Regions from separate parts of the Homo sapiens genome. Here region 2 is linked to region 1. A link is a contact called in ENCODE Hi-C or POLR2A ChIA-PET data. All regions are on one chromosome and are shown on one strand. The core of a region is the stretch at or near the end of the contact, and the rest is flanking DNA. Distances in the headings are between cores, read along the strand shown. Region 1 holds the start of ST13 (ST13 Hsp70 interacting protein). Region 2 holds the start of TEF (TEF transcription factor, PAR bZIP family member).

Region 1 (5,502 bases), core at 208-2,707:
CTTTTCACCTAATCCCACGGAGAGTTGTCTTTCTGCAGCTTTACTATGAGAACTGAAGAACAAGTTCTGTGCACTGGACAATAACTTTTTATTTTTTATAGTAAGAAGTCGATGTAATTAACATTCCATTTTAAATGAATTCAAGTATATCAACATAAACATATGCCAAGACATAGCTTTGATGTCAAATACCATACGTTCTGGTTCACACATTGTTCATATATTGACCCAAAAAACTGAAATACGATCCAATGGCAGATCCGCCTGCAAGGAAGGTGATTCAGTTTTCACTGATTAAGCTTTATGTTCATCAGATTAATTGCTCGCAATAGAGGACACCCTACAAAAAATTATTCTCCTTATCCTTCGTCTTGTCTTTGCAAACAGGACTTTCAGACACAGAACGCCCCAGAAGTATTTCGAAACAGTTACCTCTCCTAAGAGGAGCTGCTGAAAGAATTTGTTACTAAACATGCTTCGTGTATATTCTGGAGCAAGCTCTCACGCCTAACAGAAACAAGAGCTACTTGATGTGAGACACTTTGTCACTTAAGTGTGATAATTGCCACAACTTCGGAGTCCGAGTAACTTGGAAGACAGCCCCTCTGGGGGATGGCACACTTTTCTCTCTGCAGTCATTTCGGCTTCACAAAATACCTCAACGGTAGAGAACACACTGGGCCCACCCCTTTCCAGGAGCAGCCGGTATAGAAGAAATCCGCGGAGCACAGAGGGTTGGGGAGCGGAGGCCCCACCAGGAGAAGGGTCAGCCGAACCAGGGATCGCCTGAGACCAACTTGGGTCCCTCCAGGGGACACCATGGGAGGAGACCGTGGGAGAAGAGTCTAACCTGAGAGGCCGCGGACGTTTGCTACAGCGGGAACCAGCTTGGGGGCTGAGAGCAGCCAAGGCATTACGGCCTAACTCACGCGTCGGGAAGAGAAAGAGGGTAACGACGGGGAACGCAACCGCCTGCAGGGCCGCGTCGCCAGGAAACCGGGCCAGCCGCACCTCCCCTTCCGGCGGAGGCGGCTCGCGGGCCTTCCTTGCGCGGCGGCGCAGGTTGTGACGTCATGCCCCGAGCTGGGACCGACCCTCCGGCTCCACGCCCTTTTTTTTTTTTTTTTTTAGGTCCCGGGCGTTGAGCTCTACTCAGTGCACGCAGCCACACAATATGCTCTTGGACGTCGCCCCCTGGAGGGGATGTTATCTCCCGCCTCCTTGAAGTCGCCCATTTCTGGGGTTGCCCCATCCAGGGAGCTGGTTCCTAGTTAAGAATATGAGAATGTATGCGCAGGGAGGCAGGCAACAGCACGAACAGCCACGCTTCTAGAAGATTCTAGGGAGCGCGCAGGAGCAGCGCAGAGGGAGTAGGAATGAGCAGGCGGAGGACCCGAGGTCACGAGACCGTTGGGTGGGAGGAGCCAGCGGCCGGGGAGGTTCTAGTCTGTTCTGTCTTGCGGCAGCCGCCCCCTTCTGCGCGGTCACGCCGAGCCAGCGCCTGGGCCTGGAACCGGGCCGTAGCCCCCCCAGTTTCGCCCACCACCTCCCTACCATGGACCCCCGCAAAGTGAACGAGCTTCGGGCCTTTGTGAAAATGTGTAAGCAGGATCCGAGCGTTCTGCACACCGAGGAAATGCGCTTCCTGAGGGAGTGGGTGGAGAGGTGAGACCCAGGCCTGAGGACCGTTGGGGGCGGGGGAAGCACGGCCCCAGGGGGGAGCCAGGCTGGACCTGGCTCGGTCCGGCGGGCGAGGCGGGGTCGCTGCCCCTTCTTTGCCCGGGAAAGGGAGGCAACTTCGAGGGGTCATGGAAGATCGCGAGCCTTGGGTAGTACAGGAGCCGCGGGGAGCAGGAGGCAGAGCTGGGTTCCTCGCACCCTGAGGTTGCCCAGGGGTGTATCTTGGGCGAAATACAAAAACAGGACTGCGGATGCGTGGACACTGGAGACGCGAGGAGTGAAAACTGCAAGACTTAGATTTTGCGTGGGGTTGTTTTTCTTTCAGTCTTGTGTGCCCTGCTCAGGTCTCATTGGTACATAGCAGTTCCTTTACGCACTATTCCTTTACGTCGTGTTATAATAATATAACACTAGTAAGTTAAAAGTTACAAAACTAGTAAGAATAAAAATGATAACTGTAAAAATGATTGTTTTTACCTTACAGCGTTTGTAGCTGCGTAGGATTAATTATCTTGAGAATCACTTATTATACCTCCGTTACTTGGCAGTGTTATCACTCCAAACACGTCTGAGAAAAATAATTTCTTAAGGCCTGGCATGTTTCCAGGATATAATCTTGTTGTCTTTAACTGTAGAGTACTTCGCTACGTGCAAGGAGTTAATTGACAAGGCATTGTGCCTGGTGCTAGGAAACAGTATAAGTACTGTCTATTTAGACGAATAAATAGAAAAGTTCGTTTTGATATTTACTATATAATAGTAATTAGCATTTTATGTGTTGAAGGAGCACCGAAGAGAAAAAGTGACAGGGAAGTCTTCCCTAAGATGACTTTTTAAAAAATTATTACTAATGGGGAACTGAAAAGATGACATACAAATTGCACTAAACAGGGATAAATAGCAACTATGCAGACCATTGCGACTCCTAAGAGGTGCTGCTGTGAACGTTATGTGTTTAGTGACTTTTGTCTTTTAGAGACAGGGTTTGGCTGTATTGTCCAGGCCGCATACAGTGGCGGGATCACTGCAGCCTCCAATTCCTGGGCACAAGCGATCCTCCTGCATCAGTCTCCCAGGTGGCTAGCAGTGCGGGATCGAGCCACCATACTTGGCTAATTTAATTTTTTTGTAGAGATGGGGGTCCCATTAAGTTGCCCAGGCTTGTCTTGAACTCCTGGCCTCAAGGGACTCCCCCGCCTCCCAAAGTGGTGGTATTACAGGCGTGAGCCACTTCACCCAGCGTGATATTTTTGTGTGGGAAGATGAGCTCATGATTACCAAATAGCTCAAAGAATATTTCTTAACAACAATCTGGTTCTAAGGAAAAAACTCGTTACAATCTGTCAGCGTTGTATGTTGTATTTTTTTCCTCTAAGAAGTTTTTCAATTTTTAGCTCCCCACCAATTGTCTAACTACTGGAAGACTTACTTATATGTGAAATTCTGAGACCATTTAATATTACTATGTTAATAGTAACTTTATGAATATTGGTAAGAAGTCTATTTTGCAAACTCCTCAACCGGGAAATGTCAGGATTAGGAATTGAGGGCTAGGTTTTAGTCGTTTTCTCTATTGAACAGCTTGATGATCCAAAAGCCTTAAGATATTTGTATGCTTTTATCCTAATTATAGGAAAGAACCTGCAGTTAATAAATTCTTTCTAAAATTCCAGGTAACGTAGACAAGTATCACAGGAAGAAAATAGCCGGCTCCAAGAGCTGGCTCCACTTTACATTAAGTGGATACAATGTTTTTGTTTCATTCTTACTAGTGAGGAAGAGGAGACACAGAAGAACAAATTAAAAGCATGTGTAAGAACAGTGTCCTCCTGACTTGTGCTGGAGTGATTGTGCCTATGTAGAGAATTCCACTTTAAGGTTTGCAAAATATTTGTCAGGCACTACTATCTCCCAAACAAAAACAAGAAATAGTCATATACCTTATTTTAACATAGGTAATTCCAGTTTTTCTTTCTGATTCCACTTACATTCTTTAGCCATCCTGAGTTGGCTGAAGTATGGGGTGAAGCATCATGGCATATGTAGGGACTTTATTCTGAACTTAAATTGAGATATTTAATATAGAAGCTTTTTCTCTTTATTTCTGTATTTAAACTAAGATTTTTATAAACTCTGAGGCCTTTGCGTTTGTGTCAGTTTCTCTCTCTGCCTTCATCAGTCTGCAGTTCGAGATTGTGGCAGATGGGGCTGAATGTGGAGACTTCTAGGTCCAGACGTCTTCCTAGGCCTGATGCTACTGTTAGGGTTACTCAAGTTGAAAACATGTGTTTCTCACAGGCTTAGCTGTTGAAGAACAGTACATCTGCCTATTTGCTATAATTGCTAGCATTGTTTATAGCTTAGTTTTATTTGATATAAGGATTTATTAGTTTAACCTTTTAAATTGCACAAAGAGAAATACTAAAAGTCTTTCTGAACTAGTTGTCAGTGAGGATCCAGGAGACTGTTCTTTTCAAGAACTGTGTTTTGAGATATTTTTGTTTTTCCCTTTTTAGAGACAGAAGCATTCTCCCACTCTATTTTCTCCCGTTTAACAATTTAGTATCTTGTATGTGGTTTCATGGCTTTACTTGATGGTAATTAAGATCGAAGAGAGTGTCTTTGTTTTCTACTCCCTAGTACAGTACGTGGCACATGGCTTTTCCTAAATGTTGTAAAGGAAATGAACAGAATGCATTTCTACCCTCAATATAGAATTTAGAGTGTAGCAACCAATTTTTTGTACATGTGTACAAATAACCATAGCACAAAGCAGATTAGAAGGTTATCAAATTAAGAGAAATGTGAATGAAGTTTTATGTGGTCCTATGTGAGAAAAGTCTCTACACTGGTCCTACTTGATTGTGTAACATAAAAAAGCCTGTAGTGCCAAAGTCTAAGTGGCAGTTTTTGGCCAGAAAGTAGCTTGTTCTAAGCCTTGGAAGCATTAATTGAAATTTCGTACCTATGAGTTGGTGTTTTCTTCCATTAGTTAACTAGAATTTGGGATGGGAGAAACTAAATCTAGCTTATGAGTAAATCCTCTTTTTTTTTTAAAGTTTTTATTTTTTTTGCAACAATTTCTAGCTCAGAAAAATTGCAGGTATGGTACAAAGGAATTTTTTCTGAACTAGTTGAGAGTAAGCTGCCAACATTATACCCCAACACCAGTGAGTGTGTACTTCCTACAAAGTCTTTACAATGCAAATACTAAACTTAGGAAACTAATGCTGATGCATTTATGCTATCTAATCCTCAGATTTATGTGTTGCATTTAGTTGCCATGTCACGTAGTCTCCATTCTGAAACAGTTCCTCAGTCTTTCCTTGACTTTCATGATCTTAACAGTTTGAATGTTATTGGCAAGTTATTTTATAGACTTTCAATTTGGGTTTGTCTGGCCTTCCCTTAGGATTGGATTTAGCTTAATACATTTCTTGGCAGGAATATCACTTCCCAAAGTTAGTGTACTGTAAGTTATACTATGTCTGGATGTCACTCTAAATACATTCCTGACGCTGCATTTTGAAACTTAGGAAGAACACAGTGTAAGAAACCCTGTGTCTTCATTAAAATTTAACTACAAAGGACTGGTGATTACTGTGCTCTTTTGCAAAGTAGTGTTTCCATAGAAAAGAATTTTGTGGTGTCTATATGCCTGTTCCTTATCATTAAATCATTTTACTTTGCTGAATTGCAGATTAGGATGTTTTGGATCATATAATCTTTATGTTTGACATGGGAGCTATTCCATATTAAGGGTACTGTGTAACATTTTCTTCTATCATATTAAACATAATGGAAAAAGTAGGCACATTTTCT
Region 2 (5,896 bases), core at 1,950-4,449, 530 kb before region 1:
CCATCCACCTTGGCCTCCCAAAGTGCTGGGATTACAGGCATAAGCCACAGGGCCTGGCCAGAGATAACATTTGAAAGTGTCTTTACAGCCATGCGCAGTGGGATCACGCCTGTATCCTAGCACTTTGGGAGTCCGAGGCGGGCAAATCACCTGAGGTCAGGAGTTTGAGACCAGTCTGACCAACATGGTGAAACCCCGTCTCTACTAAAAATACAAAAAATCAGTCAGGAATAGTGGTGCATGCCTGTAATCCCAGCTACTTGGGAGGCTGAGGCAGGAGAATTGCTTGAACCTTGGAGGCGGAGGTTTGTAATGAGACGAGACTGTACCACTACACTCCAGCCTGGACAACGAGGGCGAAAGTCTGTCTCGAAAGAAAAAAAAAGTGTCTTTACAGTGTTCCTGGCACACTGTAGGCATCATTGTTACTGTGGGCTCACTGAAAGTATGAACTGATTTATTTCCAGATCTCAAGGGCCCAACAAGGGGTAGGCAGACGGTGGACTATGGGAAAATATATATACTAACTGTAGAATATTGGATTTGCAAACAGATTCAGGTTAGGTTTATTAGAAAGGGCCTGGAGCTGTCTTTTCAGGACCCTTTTCAGAGCAACCATTTCAAGAGACCTTTATTCCTGAATAAGCAGAAAAGACTGAAGGCAGGTTTTCTGGGAGGAAGGAGAGGGGTGGAGTTGAAGAAGAAAGACTGCTCCTATTCAAAGGAAAACTAATCAATTAGTGGGGACTGGATCTACCCAATTGTCTCAGTCACAAAGTTACACATGTGGATATCCAAGAGAGGGCAATTAAAAAAAGAGAAGAGAGCAATGTGACAAGGTTGGAAGGAAATCAAAGTGACAGGGAGGCTAATCAGGGAAGTGGGAGATAAAATCATGACAAGCTCATGATGGGTTTTCAAAATTGAGGGAGACAATTTTGAACTCTGGATTTATAAGTGAAAAGGAGAAATCAAATATGATTAAGTTGGAAATAAACCAGCCACACATGGACTCCCAGACCAAATAGCAGCTTGTTGGTCCAATAAAAATGAACACACCCAGTGAGTTAAGAAGGTGGAGGTTTTGACAAACAACTTGGTCATGGCTTTCTAATACAAATTAATCTGAATTCCTGCAACTGCTTTCTATACCAGGCTTTGGTTTAAAACCAACTGAGAAGTAAGAAAGTCAAGCCTTGGTGGGCTGGGTGGGCCAGATGGCCTTCCTGCTCTCCTCCCTTGAGATCTGGACTCCTCACTCTGTTCAGAAATGACTGTGACCCATGTCGGGTGGGGTCATTTGGGATCAAAGGAGGCAGGAGAAGGCAGGAGATAGAAAAGCAGCCATAGTGAAAGACAGGCAACAATAAGTTCCAGGTTTTGCCTGGCCTAAGCAATAAAGGATACTTTAAATCAGTGTTTTTGTAAGGTGGAATTTTAAATTGTAAGAGATAAAGGACTAGTCCATCACTCAGGTCATGCAACAGTGGCTGCCAGCATGATACAGTAGAAAGAGCACCAAACTGAGGGTCAAAAGTTATAGCTGTGTGACCTTGAGGAAGCACCCTCACCTCCCTGAGCCTCAATTTTCCTCATCTGGGAAGAGGGGAGAATACCCTCTAGGACTGTTAATGAAATAAGATGATGTCAGCGTGCTTTGCGAGCACTCTACGAATATCGGGTAGAATTCTTGTTATGGATGGTTATTACCTGGTAATTTCAAACAAGAAACTGTCAGATGTGTACACCTGTCCCTGCAGCTTGTCTCAGCCCCAGATTTGGAACAAAGCACCGTCTCAAAAACAAACAAAAGGGTTTGTGCACATGAGGTCCCAAAGCAGGAGGAGAGAGGCTGGCCTCACCTGATGTGCTGAAGCTATTTATAACTCAACAGTGACAGCCACAGGGATGGGAGCCTCAGCATACACCCAGGAAAGGAAGAGAAATGGCATTTTAAAAAGGAAAATCCATTCCCCAGGCCAGACAACTCTCGAAGGCCTATCCCTTTCCCAAACCCTGAATAACTGATGGCTCTTGGAAATGCAAAGGTCTCACACTCAAAGTATACCTCAGTGCACCCACAACCCCACCACAGGCGGCCCTCCTGCTGCTCCCTGCACCCCATCTCCCAGGGCGAAAAACAAGGCCAGACCTGCTTTCCGTATACGCCCCAGTGACGTTCCTGGCCTAGGCAAAAAGATGAAGCTCAGTCCTGCCGCCGTGGCCCCAGAATCTAAGGGTCAGCCCCAACCAACCAGGCGAAGGGCCTCAGTGGACTCATCTGACCCTCATCGTTTCTCTGCTTGGCCCAAAACTCCCCTCCCAAGGCGCCTCACACTACTCGCCCACACCCCCCCCACCCGCTCAGCAGAAGCCCCGCAACAGAAAGGCTCCCGTTGGACCTAGTAGCTGGCGCTACTCACACCCAGGGAGGAAGCCAGGTCCCTCCGGGAGGGGTAAGGCCACGTACGATGACAGTTCGCTACCCTAGGCCTGCGCTTCCTAAACTTTGGTGTACTTGGAAAATAATGGGGGTGCGGTGGGGTGCTCCTTAAAATGCAAGACCCCTGTCCCAGTGACCGCAGATTGGGTGGGGCGCAGGAACCAGCAATTTAAACAGGCATCCCGAGTGACTCCGATGCAGGTGGCCCCGGGGGAGGGGCCCTGGAGCGTCATTTAAGTGACTGCTCCCGATCCCCTTCCGCCTCCTCAAAACCTCTCCCCACCCTCTCCCGCCAGACCCACCGTCTCAGCCCGCCCCTGACCCTCTGTCCTCAGCCCCCCGGCCTCGTCCTCCAGGCTCCTGGTCATCCAGGCCCCATCCCCCTCCGCTGGACCACTGCTCCCTGACCCACTGCCTCCCCGGCCCCGCCCTCACGAGGCCCCGCCCCTGTATAAGCCCCGCCCCCAGCCCGCGCGGACCACCCCCCCGCCCTCACCGAGGCGCGCCTCGCGCGGGGGGTTCTCCATCAGCTTCTTCAGGACCAGGGGGAAGGACCCCGACAGGCCCCTTTCCCCAGCTGCGCGCCCCGGCCCCGGACCGGGTCCTGCCTGCGGGTCCACAGGCGGCTTCTTTCCGCCGCCCGCGTCGGACATCGTGCCCCGGACTCGGCTCGCGCACCTCGCCTCCCCCGCCCGCCCCCCGAGATGGGCCGGAGCCGTGCGACCCGCTGCAGCTGCCGACACGGGCAGCTACTGCGCAGGCGCCCAATGGCGCCCCCGCCTCCTTCCATCGCTACCCCGCCTGCGGACCGGCTCTGGCACATTAATTATTCATGAGGCCAGGCCAGCTTCCCCGGATCGTTGCTCTGGATTGGTCCAGCCTGCGAGAGGGGCAGGCGCAGATCCTCGGGCCGTGATTGGTCGGGCAGCCGGGATAAGATAGACACGTGCGGGGCCAGGTGAGGACCCTCGCGGAGGCCCCGCCCCGCCGCCCCTGTGTCCCCTGATTGGCGCCTGCTGGAGTCTTTGTGGTGGGCCTTCCTCGGCGCGGTCCCTTCCCTCCTACCAGTGTTCCCCCTTCACCGCCCTCTTCATAACCCCCGCCCTCCCCAACCACCGCAGCCTCTCCCTCTTGTCCCCGACTTGCAACCTTCCCGACGCGCCACCGAAGAGGGGCGGAGCTCGGAGCGGCCAGGCCGGCCAAAGCGACCTATCCGAGCTCCTGCTCGCGCGGCGTGTCCACCCCCCGCGGGTCACGTGGAGCCGCAGCCGAGTCTGGTCGCGGGGGGAGGGGGCAGAGGAGGAAGGCGCGGGAACAGCCAATGGAGGGCGGGGGCGGGGCCCGGGGCGGTGCACGAGGCGCCGCACGTGCGGGGCTGTGGCGGGGCGGGAGGGGAAGGGAGGGACGGGTCTTTTTGTTCTGGGGACTCTGCCCAGGGTCGCGGGGCAGGGACGCTGAGCTTAGCCCGCACTTCTGCTCCCACGCGACCCAGAGGTCGCCTGAGGGCAGGGCCGGGGACCGCGACCTGCCAAGTCGTAGGGATGGCCTGAGCAGGCTTGGCCGCCCTAGAGCGGGGTGTCGGGTTGCCCACGCATCCAGATCAACACTAGCGTGGAGGGAGCATTCCTGAAGCTCTGACCTGAGCCAGGGCCCGAGTACATGTTTCCGCCCTCCCACTTACTAGCTTATGACCTTGGGAAAGTCCGGTTGCTTCACTGGAGCTTGTTTCCTCGGCCATAAAATTAAGAGGTTGGGCTAGAGAATCTCCACAGTCCCAAACAGATGTGAAATTCTTTTCCTTTCTAGAACTCTCCCTTCTTTTACCTAGAAAACAAAAACCTCCTTGACACCAGGTACCGATGCCACGTTTTGTGGGAGAACCACCTCCTCTCTTAAAATATAAAGCCTCCCCGGGAGTTCCGCAGAAATCCGTAAAAATGTAATATGTGGCGCGGTACACAAATGGAAAGCTGCTCCTAAACAGCGCTCAGAACTTTGTACCTCTTTATAGTACAGATCAGACTCCGCTGCAAACCCAGGCAACATTAGACTCCCCGCTTAACTCCCGGAAGGCAGAGAGCTTGGCTTGTTTATCCAGCATCCCTACAGTGGCCCAGCCCTTCTAGCAGGAGGGGTTGGGGGGGTGGTATAGTGATAGTCCTTGGTTCAGGGGGTAGATGCATGATCCAGACACCCACAGCCAGCTAAAAGTTATCAAGCTGATGCAATCAGAATTTTGCTGGGGCTGGGCTTGGTGACTCACGCCTGTAATCCCGGCACTTTGGGAGGCAGAGGTGGCGGATCACCTGAGGTCAGGAGTTCGAGACCAGCCTGGCCAACAGGGCGAAACTCCGACACTACTGTAAGTACAGAAATAATTAGACGGGCATGGTGGCTGGCGCCTGTAATCCCAGGTACTGGGGAAGCTGAGGCACGAGAATCGGTTTGAACCTGGGAGGTGGAGGTTTCAGGGAGCCGAGATCGCGCCACTGCAGTCAAGCCTGGGCGACAGAGGGAGACTCCATGTCAAAAAAATAAATAAATAAAAATAATTTTGCGGCGGGGTAAGGAGGAAAAAGAAGTTGGGTAGCTGACCAGGCCTGGAAAGCAAGAGATTTGAAGGACTTTGGGTGGTGGTAGAGACAGGATGATAGGTCTGATTCCAAAATTCAAGCTCTCACTGCCACTGTAATTGAACCTCAGTCATTTTCTGAATCTGATGCCTCGATTGCTTTACCTTTTCAGGCCTCCTTTTCTTTTTATTTTCTTTTCTTTTCTTTTCTTTTTTTCTTTTTTTTTTTTTTGAGACGGAGTTTTGCTGTTGTTGCCCAGGCTGGAGTGCAATGGCGCGATCTCGGCTCACCGCAACCTCCGCCTCCCAGGTTCAAGCGATTCTCCTGCCTCAGCTTCCCGAATAGCTGGGATTACAGGCATGCGTCACCACGCCCGGCTAATTTTGTATTTTTAGTAGAGACGGGGTTAATTTTGTATTTTTGGTAGAGACGGGGTTTCTCCATGTTGGTCAGGCTGGTCTCGAACTCCTGACCTCCGGTGATCCACCCGCCTCGGCATCCCAAAGTGCTGGGATTACAGGCGTGAGCCACCGCACCCAGCGTTTTTTCCTTTTATGCCAAATGGAGTTAGGGCAGGCTCTACCTTATGGTGTTTTTGTTTTTTGTTTTTTGTTTTTGAGACGGAGTTTTGCCCTTGTTGCCCAGGCTGGAGTGCAATGGCGGGATCTCGGCTCACTGCAACCTCTGCCTCCTGAGTTCAAGCGATTCTCCTGCCTCAGCCTCCTGAGTAGCTGGGATTGCAGGCGTGCACCACCACGTACGGCTAATTTTTTTTTTCTTTTTTCCGAGACAGAGTCTCACTCTGTAGCCCAGGCTGGAGTGCAAATGGCGGGATCTCGGTTCACTGCAAGCGCTGCCTCCCGGCTTCCCGCCATTCTCC

What was found. A loop is a pair of places that touch in the nucleus more often than their neighbours do. ChIA-PET counts read pairs that join two places held with the same protein, here RNA polymerase II (POLR2A). Pooled maps may share reads with other maps.
Region 2: a loop to region 1 is called in a map of CD8-positive, alpha-beta T cell, with 28 times the contacts of the local background. The contact joins the promoter of TEF here to the promoter of ST13 in region 1. A Hi-C loop is called at or near these places in 6 of 168 maps with a recorded cell type or tissue (B cell, CD4-positive, alpha-beta T cell, CD8-positive, alpha-beta T cell and 1 more), 6 of 37 single-sample maps with no recorded cell type and 17 of 50 pooled maps. POLR2A ChIA-PET finds 5 or more read pairs at or near these places in 10 of 52 experiments (A549, AG04450, B cell and 7 more).

Annotation. Positions count from the first base shown.
Region 1 is chr22:40,852,594-40,858,095 of GRCh38, reverse strand. It overlaps ST13 (ST13 Hsp70 interacting protein), which reads left to right and starts at 1,457. Exons shown (of 12, transcript NM_003932.5): 1 at 1,457-1,665. The coding sequence starts at 1,556. It overlaps XPNPEP3 (X-prolyl aminopeptidase 3), which reads right to left and starts at 948. Exons shown (of 10, transcript NM_022098.4): 1 at 851-948. The coding sequence starts at 914. RefSeq lists enhancers at 643-1,102, 1,113-1,332, 960-1,729.
Region 2 is chr22:41,379,245-41,385,140 of GRCh38, reverse strand. TEF (TEF transcription factor, PAR bZIP family member) reads right to left here and starts at 3,199. Exons shown (of 4, transcript NM_003216.4): 1 at 2,940-3,199. The coding sequence starts at 3,096. LOC105373042 (a long non-coding RNA gene) reads left to right here and starts at 3,230. Exons shown (of 3, transcript XR_938271.3): 1 at 3,230-3,401. RefSeq lists enhancers at 2,361-2,440, 3,222-3,516 and silencers at 2,651-3,350, 3,381-3,980.